Regions from separate parts of the Homo sapiens genome. Here region 1 is linked to region 2. A link is a loop called in an ENCODE intact Hi-C map of the cell type or tissue named here. Cell type or tissue: PC-3. All regions are shown on one strand. Links, peaks and the distances in the headings refer to the core of each region. The heading gives the core; the rest is flanking DNA.

Region 1 (5,382 bases), core at 318-5,317, 54 kb before region 2:
AAAGTATTCATAAGTACATTTACTTTAAAGTAAGGCAAGGGTTTTCTGTACGTGGTGGTCATCACAGCATCGTTTGTTGCAGCGAAACATTGGTAAAAACATCAATGTTTATCAATGAGGAATTGTTCAGATAAATGATGATTTGTGTCTTTCAAGGCTCAGCTGTTAAAAAGCACCCTCTTTTCATCACTTGCTTACATTTGGTTCTGGGCCTGGAGTCCTTCAGAGGTTACTCAGAACAGTGGACTCCTGTCTCCTGTGACTAATCCAGACAGTGGCTTCCTATTTCATCCTTTATCATTTTCCAAAAGTTTGTGAAGATAATTTCTTGATGACCCATACTCTTGGTTTACTTTGCAGTTAACAATTTCATTCCTTCACTAGATTATCTGTTTGAAGCTGAGGGTTGTATGTGTTCATACTCTGGAGGGGGCAGAGGGAAACAGCTACACCCAAATGAGTTATCTTGCACTAAATGTTCATTATAAGAATGTGAATACATTCATAGATGATAAATCTGTCAGTAATGTTTACTTGCATGATTCTTAGTTGAAACTTCACTCACTGGTGATACTGTGCTGGTTGGATCATACGTGCAATTCTTATGCATTGGAATTGCATTCAAACCACCAGTGCCTACCTACTCAATTTTTGTTGCCTTTTGATTAAAAACACTTGTGAATGTTTCTGCTGCATGCAAATATGGGAACTGCAGTTTCATTCTAAGTAGAAACTCTTTGGCATTGAAATGCCATAATAAGATACACAGCTATCAGTGGGCAACAATTCACTGTTAGTTAGGAATTTACATTGGTAATTTTCATATTCTTCATTATCCAGACTTTGTGGCAAGAAAACGACATTCTTTAATTTTTTTTCTGGAAGAATTACACAATATTGCTATTATCAAACCCAACACTGTGATAAGTAGAAAAGGTCTAGAAATTAAAAACAAAAGTAGGTAATATTTTCCAACTATGGTTAAATTAATTGCAAAATAACAACCTCTTAATTGTCAATTGGGAAACAAGGTTATCATTTAGAGTGAAACAGAACATAATGCATTGCTGGCGCTAGTTACCACTAAAGCCTTTGAGCACTTTATATGTTTACAAAGACTCAGTCTACTCATGTGTCCTTCTGTAAATAATCCTACTCTACCAGCATCCCATGTAAATTTTAAAAATTATAATTCTTACCTTAGATTGTAACAAATGTTCTTCTTATTTAATTATATGTAAAGCAATCTTGTTATAAACTCACATTAGCTTGCCTCATTCCCTGTATGTTTATTATAAAATGTATGGTCCTTTTCAATATATGATAGTTTAAGGATGCATTTAATAGTTTGTTTTAGAACAAAAATAAATCTTTTATTTTATATACAGGAAAATTACAGTCAAATTCAGAGGTCAGAAAACTTCTCCCGTAAAGGGTGAAATAGTAACTATTTTCAGGTTTGCTCAGCATGTGGTCTCTGACAACTGAACTCTGAAGTCATACCAAGACAGCAGCAATAAACAATGTGTCAATGAATGAGTGGAGCTATGCTCCAATAAACTTCATTTACAAAAACAAGTGGTGGGCCAGATTTTGACTGGAGGCTGTAGTTTGCTGATCCCTGAACAATTTTTCTTGAAACAATGAAGTTGGATTGAAATTTGAAAGAATGTTGAAGCGGCATCATTCTTCTGGGGTAATACCCAACAGAGGTTCATCCTCTCACACCAGGGAAATCAGGGATGTGGACACACAAGAAGTGAGTTTGAGTGGAGGATTAATAGGCAAAAGAAAGAAAAGAGAATAGCTCTCTGTCCTCCAGAGAGAGAGGGGCACCCGAGTGTGTCTTCCAGTTTCACGGTGACATGCACAGGGTTTTATAGAAGAACTCGAGGAGGTGGTGTCTAACTTACACAGAGCTGGAGAGATTGATTGGACCAGGTGTGATGTTCGCATAGCATGCAAAGAAGCTGGCCATCCCACCCCAATCTTGTATTATGCAGATGAGGTCTTTGCCTGACTGGCACCATATTGTTCGTTCCTTACTGTACCTGTGGTTGACAAAGAAAAGGGAAGATGGAACCACTGTGTTGAACATTCATTGGCCGTGTTGAACATGCCTGGCTACCAGGTAGCCTTTTCCTATTGGCACAGCTGCTGGCATTCACCTGTGTAAGCTTATCTGTGTCTATAGCGTGATTTTACAGGGTGCTGTTTGTTAGAAAAGGAATTATTTTGGGGCTGCTTTTTATTAAAAGGAAAACCTTACTGAGGACTTCCTTACCTTCATTATCTGCCTAAATTTCTTTTTTTTTTTTTTTGAGATGGAGTCTCGCTCTGTCAACCATACTGGAGTACAGTAGCACAATCTTGGCTCACTGCAACCTCCACCTCCCGGGTTCAAGCGATTCTCCTGCCTCAGCCTCCTGAGTAGCTGGGACTACAGGCGCATACCACCATGCCTGGCTAATTTTTTTTTATTATTTTATTAGAGATGGGGTTTCACCATGTTGCCCAGGTTGATTGCGAACTCCTGAGCTCAGGCAATCCACCCACCTTGGCCTCCTAAAGTGCGGGGCTTACAGCCATGAGCCACTGCACCCAGCCAAGAGATATTCTTCTGTTTGTGGATTTCTTAGGGTTGAGTCATAGTGACTAACAAGGCTTATCAAGGACAGGGATCAGTGCTTTGGTGGCACTGGTAAAAACAAGCTTATAAAATGGCTTTCAGAATTAGCTAGCTCTCAGCTGGGCATGGTGGCTCACACCTGTAAACCCAGCACTTCAGGAAGCCAAGGCAGGTGGATCACTTGAGGTCAGGGGTTCAAGACCAGCCTGGCCAACATGGCAAAGCTCTGTGTCTACTAAAAATACAAAAATTAGGCTAGATGAGGCCGACGTGGGTGGATCACGAGGTCAGGAGTTCAAGACCAGCCTGGCCAGCATGGTGAAACCCCATCTCTACTAAAAATACAAAAATTACCCAGGCATGGTGGCTCGCACCTGTAGTCCCAGCTACTCAGGAGGGTGAAGCAGGAGAATCGCTTGAACCCAGGAGGCAGAGGTTGCAGTGAGCCAAGATCACGCCACTGCACTCCAGCCTGGGAAACAGAGTGAGACTCCGTCTCAAAAAAAAAAAAAAAAAATTAGCCAGGCATGGTGGAACGCGCCTGTAATCCCAGATACTTGGAGGCAGAGGCAGGAAAATCACTTGAACCTGGGACATGGAGGTTGCAGTGAGCTGAAATCGCACCACTGCACTCTGACCTGAGCAACAGAGTGAGACTCACTCTCAAAAACACTAAAAATTAAAAAATAAGGATGAACTTGTTCTCATGTCATTGTGACACTGGCAAACCACACTGCCCCCAGCACAGTGATATTGTTTAATTATGTGACACATTCTCTAAAATGAGGTGTTGTTAAAGAGATCTTTTAAAATTGTCTTGTATACAACTCCCCAAATATTAGGAATATAGTTCCATTGGGTGCATATGCAGTAAACATTTATTTGAAAATGTAAAAATCTAGCTAATTGGATATACATGAGTTATTAAAATAATTCAAACATTAATTTCTTTTTGAATATTTCATTTTCTTGTTTGTTCTTTGGCAATTAAACACAATCTGAAGCTCAGTTGATTCTCATTATTTGGGTTTGGAATCACCAATGTTTCAGGTGAATCATGTTAGGGCTAATTGGGGCTCTGAGAAGGGCTCATTTTCTGTGTGGAAATCATTACTTAAGAGGTGCTTGGCTGGTTTGGTCAGCTCGGGCTACCATGACAAAATACCAAAGACTGAGTGACTTCAACAACAATGTGGATTTCTCACAGTTCTGGAGGCTGAGGTCCAAGGTCAAGGCACTGGCAGATTAGGTTCCTGATGAGGGCCCCTTCCCAGTTTAGAGAGGGCACCTCCTCAGTGTGCCCTCATGGCACACTGTGTCCTCTCATGGCAGAGGGAGAGGAAGAGAGAGGGGGGTTGGGGGAGAGAGAGTGTCAGAGGGGGAGAGAGAGAGGAGGGAGAGAGAGGGGGTTGTGAGGGGAGAGAGACAGTGTCGAAGGGAGAGTGAGGGGGAGGGGGGAGAGAGTTCGAGGGGGAGGGGGGAGAGAGTTCAAGGGAGAGAGGGACAGAAAAAGAGGGAGAGTGGCAAGGGGAGAGAGTAAGAGAGACAGTGAGGGAGGTGGGAGAGAGAGGGACAGAGAGTATGAGTCAGGGCTCTACCCCCTTCCTCTTCCTTTTAGAGCAGTGATCCCACCATGAGGCCCCACCTTATGAGGTTAGCCTCATCTAACCCTCATTTTCTCCCCAAGGCCCCTCCTCTAAATACCATCACATTAGGGGTTTAGGCTTTGACATGAATTTTGGGGGGATGCAAACATTTAGTCCATGTCAAAGGCAACACTGAAGGATCATTTGACAGCTGAATTGTGTTTCCCAGGAAATCCTACTTTGAAGCCCTAACTCCTGGGACCTCAGATTATGATTGTATTTGGAGATACGGTCTTTAAAAAGATAATTAGTGTAAAATGACGCCATCTGGCTGGTCCCTAATCCATAGGGCTGATATACTGATAAGAAGAGGAGATTCAGACACAGACATACACAGGGCCAATCCTGTGAAGACGCAGGGAGAAGATGCCGTGTCAAGCCACAGGGATAGGCCTCAGGAGGAACTGAGAGGTGAGAGCATGCTGGCAGCCCTCGCTCACTCTCGGTGCCTCCTCGGCCTTGGCGCCCACTCTAGCCATGCTTGAGGAGCCCTTCAGCCTGACACTGCACTGTGGGAGCCCCTTTCTGGGCTGGCCAAGGCTGCAGCTGGCTCCCTCAGCTTGCGGGGAGGTGTGGAGGGAGAGGCACGGGTGGGAACCAGGGCTGCGCATGGTGTTTGTGGCCAGCACGAGTTCTGGGTGGGCGTGGGCTCAGCAGGCTCTGCACTTGGAGCAGCCAGCCGGCCCTGCTGGCCCCAGGGCGTGAGGGGCTTAGCACCTGGGCCAGAAGCTGCTGTGCTGGACTTCTCGTTGGGCCTTAGCTGCCTCACCACGGGGCAGGACTTGGAAACTGCAGCCTGCCATGCCTGAGCCTCCCCGCTGCATGGGCTCCTGCACAGCCCGAGCCTCCCCAACGAGCGCTGCCCCCTGCTCCAAGGTGCCCAGTGCCATCGACCACCCAAGGGCTGAGGAGTGTGGGCGCATGGTGCAGGACTGGCAGGCAGCTCCACCTGTGGCCCCCGTGCGGGATCCACTGGGTGAAGCCAGCTGGGCTTCTGAGTCTGGTGGGGACTTGGAGATCCTTTATGTCTAGCTAAGGGATTGTGAATACACCCATCGACACTCTGTATCTAGCTACTCTGGTGGGGACTTGGAGAACCTTTATGTC
Region 2 (5,382 bases), core at 223-5,222:
TGTTTTAGGTGTCATGTCTAAGAAACCAAAACAATCTTGAAAGAGAACAAATTTGTAAAACTTATACTACTTGATTTTAAAGTATACTATAGGCCAGGCACTTTGGCTCATGCCTTTAATCCCAGCACTTTGGGAGGCTGAGCCAGGCAGATCACAAGGTCAGGAGATCCAGACCTTCCTGACTAACATGGTGAAACCTTGTCTCTACTAAAAATACAAAAAATTAGCCGGGCATGGTGGTACACGCCTGTAGTCCCAGCTATTCAGAAGGCTGAGGCAGGAGAATCGCCTGAACCTGGGAGGCAGAGGTTGCAGTGAGCTGAGATCACACCACTGCACTCCAGCCTGGGTGACAGAGCAAGACTCTATCTCAAAACAAAAAAAATAATAATAATAAGTAAAATACATAAATAAATAAATAAAGTATACTATAAAGTTACCAAAATCAAGACAGTGTGGCACTGGCATAAGTACGAACACATAGATAATGGAAATTAATTGAGTCCAGGAATAAACTTTTACTGCCCAGGATGCTATGTGTCACTGGTCAACTGATCTTTTTTCCTGTTTTGCTTTTGTATGTATGTTTTTCGGTTTTTGGTTTATTTATTTATTTATTTATTTTTGGTCAACTGATTTTTGACAAAAGTGCCAAGATACTTCAAGAGGAAATTAAATTTGGCATTAAAACAAATTGTATGTCCACAAATCATGTTGGGACAATTGTATATCCCCATGCCAAAAAAAAAAAATAGTAACTTAGACCTTTACCTCACACAATATATGAAAATTAAAGCAGAATGAATCAAAGACTCAGATATAAGAGCTAAAAGTATAAAATTTATAGAAGAAAATATAGAAGAAAAATCTTTGTGACCACTGGTTAGACAAAGAGTTCTTAGACAACAAAGCACAATTCATATAAAAAAAGTAAACTAGATTTCATTAAAAGTGACAGCTATTGTGATTCAAAAGATAACATTGAGACAATGAAAAGATAAGCCATATATTAGTAGAAAATATTTGCAAGTAATATTTCTGATAAGTCTCATAATTTGAATATATAAAGACTTACAACTTGGCCAGGCATGGTGGCTCAAGTCTGTAATCCCAGCACTTTGGGAGGCTGAGGCGGGCAGATCACCTGAGGTCAGGAGTTCAAGACCAGCCTGGCCAACATGGTAAAACCCCATCTCTACTAATAAAAAATTAGCCAGGTGTAGTGGTGGGTGCCTATAGTCCCAGCTACTCAGGAGGCTGAGGCAGGAGAATCGCTTGAACCCAGGAGGTGGAGGTTGCAGTGAGCCAAGATCGTGCCGCTGCACCCTATCCTGGGCAACAGTGAGACTCCATCTTAAAAAAAAAAAAAAAAAAAGAAAACATGCAAAAGACTTGAATGAGACATTTATCAAAGAAAATATACAAATGCAAGGGCCAGACACGGTGGCTCACACCTGTAATCCCAGCACTTTGGGAGGCTGAGGCAGGTGGATCACCTGAGGTCAGGAGTTCAAGACTAACCTGGTCAACATGGTGAAACCCCATCTCTACCAAGAATACAAAAATTACCCAGGCTTGGTGGCATGTGCCTGTAATCCTAGCTACTCAGGAGACTGAGGCAGGAGAATCACTTAAGCCTGGGAGGTGGAGGTTGCAGTGAGCCATGAAGCCACCACTGCACTCCAGCCTGGGTGATGGAACGAGACTCTGTCTCAAAAAATAAAGAAAATACACAAATGCAAACAAAGCAAACATCATTAGTCACTAGAGAAGTACAAATTAAACATACAATAAGATACCACTACATAATTACTAGAATAGTTATTATAAAAACAGACAATAACAAATGATGTTGAGGATATGGAGAAACTGGAACCCCTACAATATGGATGAAACTAAAACAATCATTTTGTTAAATAAAAGGAGTTAGACATACAAGACTAAATATTTATATGAATGTCTAGAAAGACTTTTTTTTTTTTTGAGACAGGGTCTCACTTTGTCTCCCAGGCTGGAGTGCAGTGGCACAACGTTGGCTCACTGCAACCTCTGCTTCCTGGGTTCAAGCGATTCTCCCACCTCAGCCTCCTAAGCAGCTGGGACTACAGGCACATGCCTCCATCCCCGGCTAAAGTTTACATTTTTGTTAGAGATGGGGTTTCATCATGTTGGCCAGGCTGAAAGACAATTTTATAGACACAGGGCAGATCAGTGATTGGCTGGGAGTTAGAGTGGGGACTGACAGCATATTGGCGTGAAGGAATGTTTTTGGGTGATATAAATGTAAAATTGGATTGTGGCGATGTTTGCACAACTCTTAAAATTTAATATATATCACTGAATTGTACACAGTGGATGAATGTTAAGTTACATAAATTATATCTCAAAAAAAAAAACTGCTAAAAAGCCAATGGAGACTGCTTTGAGCAAAAATGCCCTCTACAGAGTAATTTTTCAGACTCCATAAACTTATTGTTAGGTGGAGAGGGCAAACATTTCAGGAAGAGCTCAAAAGGTGTCTGCTGAATATCAGTATCAACTAAAATGGTGTTTTATGGTAATCTAGAAAGATAAGCCATTTTCAGAAGTGTCTTTTTTGATAACCCCTTCTCAGTGCTTTCAAGGGACAGGGCAATGAAGATCTTTTTCTCTCAGGCAAGGTAAAACATAATTATAGAACAACAGATAATTTATTAGCTTACTCATCCAAAAATGTACCCAAGTACACACAGCTGATGGCATTCAGCCTCTCTCTGGTACCTTTATTGTAAAAAAGTTTCTTCTCAGAAAATATGAACTCTATAACATCAGCTGTGTTGACTGAGAAGCCTAGAGGAACAGGATACTAGCCTGTATTCATCTCTTTACAGGTGACTAACACAGATAGGGGAAGGAGTTATATATTTCTCAATAAACAAATATTTGCTCTGGACTAGAACAAGGGAAAAATTCCTCCAGCTTAGTTTACTAAGAACACCTGAAGTTTTAGGACACTACTTCCACTCTAGTAGGAAGTGGATGAATGAACCACAAGCTTTATCTTTTCTTTCAATTGTACTTAAAACCTGCCTGGGGCCGGGCGCCATGGCTCATGCCTGTAATCCCAACACTTTGGGAGGCTGAGGTGGGCGGATCACAAGGTCAGGAGATCAAGACCATCCTGGCTAACACAGTGAAACCCCGTCTCTACTGAAAATACAAAAAAAAAAAAAAAATGAGACAGGCGCGGTGGCAGGTGCCTGCAGTCCCAACTACTCGGCAGGCTGAGGCAGGAGAATGGCGTGAACCCGGGAGGCGGAGCTTGCAGTGAGCCGAGATCGCGCCACTGCACTCCAGCCTGGGTGACAGAGCAAGACTCTGTGTCAAAAAAAAAAAAAAAAAAAAGTAACTAGGGCTGGGAATGGTGGCTCATGCCTGTAATCCAGCATTTTGGGAGGCTGAGGCTGGAAAATCGCTTGAGCCTGGGAGTTCAAGACCAGCCTGTGCAACATAGGGAGACGCTGTCTCTACAAAATAAAAAGTTAGGCCGGGCACAGTGGCTCACGCCTGTAATCAAGCACTTTAGGAGGCTGAGACGGGCAGATCACGAGGTCAAGAGATCGAGACCATCCTGGCCAACATGGTGAAACCCCGTTTCTACTAAAAATACCAAAATTAGCTGGGCGTAGTGGCGCACGCCTGTAGTCTCAGCTACTCGGGAGGCTGAGGCAGGAGAATCTCTTGAACCTGGGAGGCAGTGGTTGCAGTGAGCCGAGATGGCATCACTGCACTCCAGCCTGGCGACAGAGCGAGGCTCCGTCTCTAAATAAATAAATAAATAAATAAATAATTTTTTAAAAAAATAAAAATAAAAAATAAAAAAAGTTAGCCAAGTGTGAGTGTGCACTCCTGTAGCTCCAGCTACATGGGAGGCTGAGATAGGAACATTGCTTGAGGCCAGAAGGTCAAGGCTGCAGTGAGCCATGATTGAACAACTGCAGTCTGGCCTGGGCAAGAGACTGAGACCCCATTATCTTAAAAAAAAAAAAAAAAGTGTACTAGAAGTGTAGTTTAGCTCTGACATGACAACAGTCAAGTTCCCACCTTGGGGCTGAAAAATGGTCTATGTTTTTGTTTCTCTTATACTTTGTTATTTCTTTTTTTTTTTTTTTTTTTTTTTTTTTTTGAGACAGAGTCTCACTCTGTCTCCCAGGCTGTAGTGCAGTGGTGCGATCTGAACCTGCTTCCCGGGTTCACGCCATTCTCCTGCCTCAGCCTCCCAAGTAGCTGAGACTGCAGGCACCCGCCACCACGACCGGCTAATTTTTTTGTATTTTTAGTAGAGACGGGGTTTCACCATGTTAGCCAGGATGGTTTCAATCTCCTGACCTCGTGATCCACCTACCTCGGCCTCCCAAAGTGCTGGGATTACAGGTGTGAGCCACCGTGCCCGGCCTTTGTTATTTATTTCCACAATATGTTAATGGTCATTTATTATGCTAGATGTGAATACACTGATACAAAAATGTGAGTAAAGCCTTGGCAGTTTTAGCACACTATTACTTTCAGGTATATTCGTTTTCAGGTATACTCTTTTGTATGGGACTTTTTCTGTTTTTCATATACCAATTGAAGAGGTGGAGATTAGCTTCTGGCTTATCTGATGAACTTGAAATAGCCACCCCACAACAGGGAAGTGGGAGACAGATGGATTTCAGTGGGATGTCATTATGAAAAGCATATAACCTTCTCCAAATAATTAAAAGCAGCAACAAAAGACAAAAAGAAGAAAGCCATTTGAATAAAAATTAACCTTATAAATGCAATAAACATTTTAATTCCTTTAACAACAAAAGGTTGGGAGCATGTTGAAAGAACCCAGAAGCCAACCTGAAAGAGCTCTCTCAAGCAGTCTCTAAGCAGCAGTGACTACTGCAGCTATTGGCTGGTAAGAACAAAGCAAGCACAAATGGACTGAAACAGTTTATGCCTTACATAGACCACATACGCAAGATCACCATAGTGTCAGCTGCCTTTATCTCCTCTCCCACAGGATGATACCAAGAATAAAAGGGCCATAGGATGGGCAGCATGAGTAGCTGGGATACTCTCTTGCAGAAGAGCTAATTCTAGACCACAGTTAAGTGGTTTTATAGCTTGCAGATCTACCCATGGAGGAGGGTGACAAGGTACAAAGTCTCATGCCTGGGACCAGAGAGGCAGATGAGAAACTGCCTCCCACAAGATAGGGAGGTGAATGAGATGTAATTTCATGATAGCTCCTCACTACCTGCCAAGACACAGGTCAGCCTGCAGTTGAGCCTGTCCTATGTGGCCATGTATGGAGACATGTAAGACTGCCAGGGTGCCATCATGGAACTGTTTCCCTATAAACTTCCAGTG

The links. Hi-C counts contacts between places; a loop is a spot of excess contacts. Peaks named below come from ENCODE experiments on the same cell type or tissue, not always from the same donor. Only the 100,000 strongest peaks of a DNase experiment are listed, where the experiment ranks them.
Region 1: a loop joins it to region 2, with 4 times the contacts of the local background. A loop is called at or near these places in 1 of 110 quality-filtered maps.

The regions. Positions count from the first base shown.
Region 1 is chr10:37,732,522-37,737,903 of GRCh38, forward strand. No RefSeq gene overlaps it. Among named protein-coding and RNA genes, the nearest start is that of ZNF248, 120 kb to the right of the region's middle. In PC-3, for the core only: no CTCF peak of the experiment used is centred there; DNase peaks (open chromatin) are centred at 400, 1,530 and 2,670; H3K27ac peaks cover 2,569 bases.
Region 2 is chr10:37,786,907-37,792,288 of GRCh38, forward strand. It overlaps a transcript of ZNF248 not described here. Among named protein-coding and RNA genes, the nearest start is that of ZNF248, 68 kb to the right of the region's middle. In PC-3, for the core only: no CTCF peak of the experiment used is centred there; a DNase peak (open chromatin) is centred at 2,895; H3K4me3 peaks cover 715 bases; H3K27ac peaks cover 2,316 bases.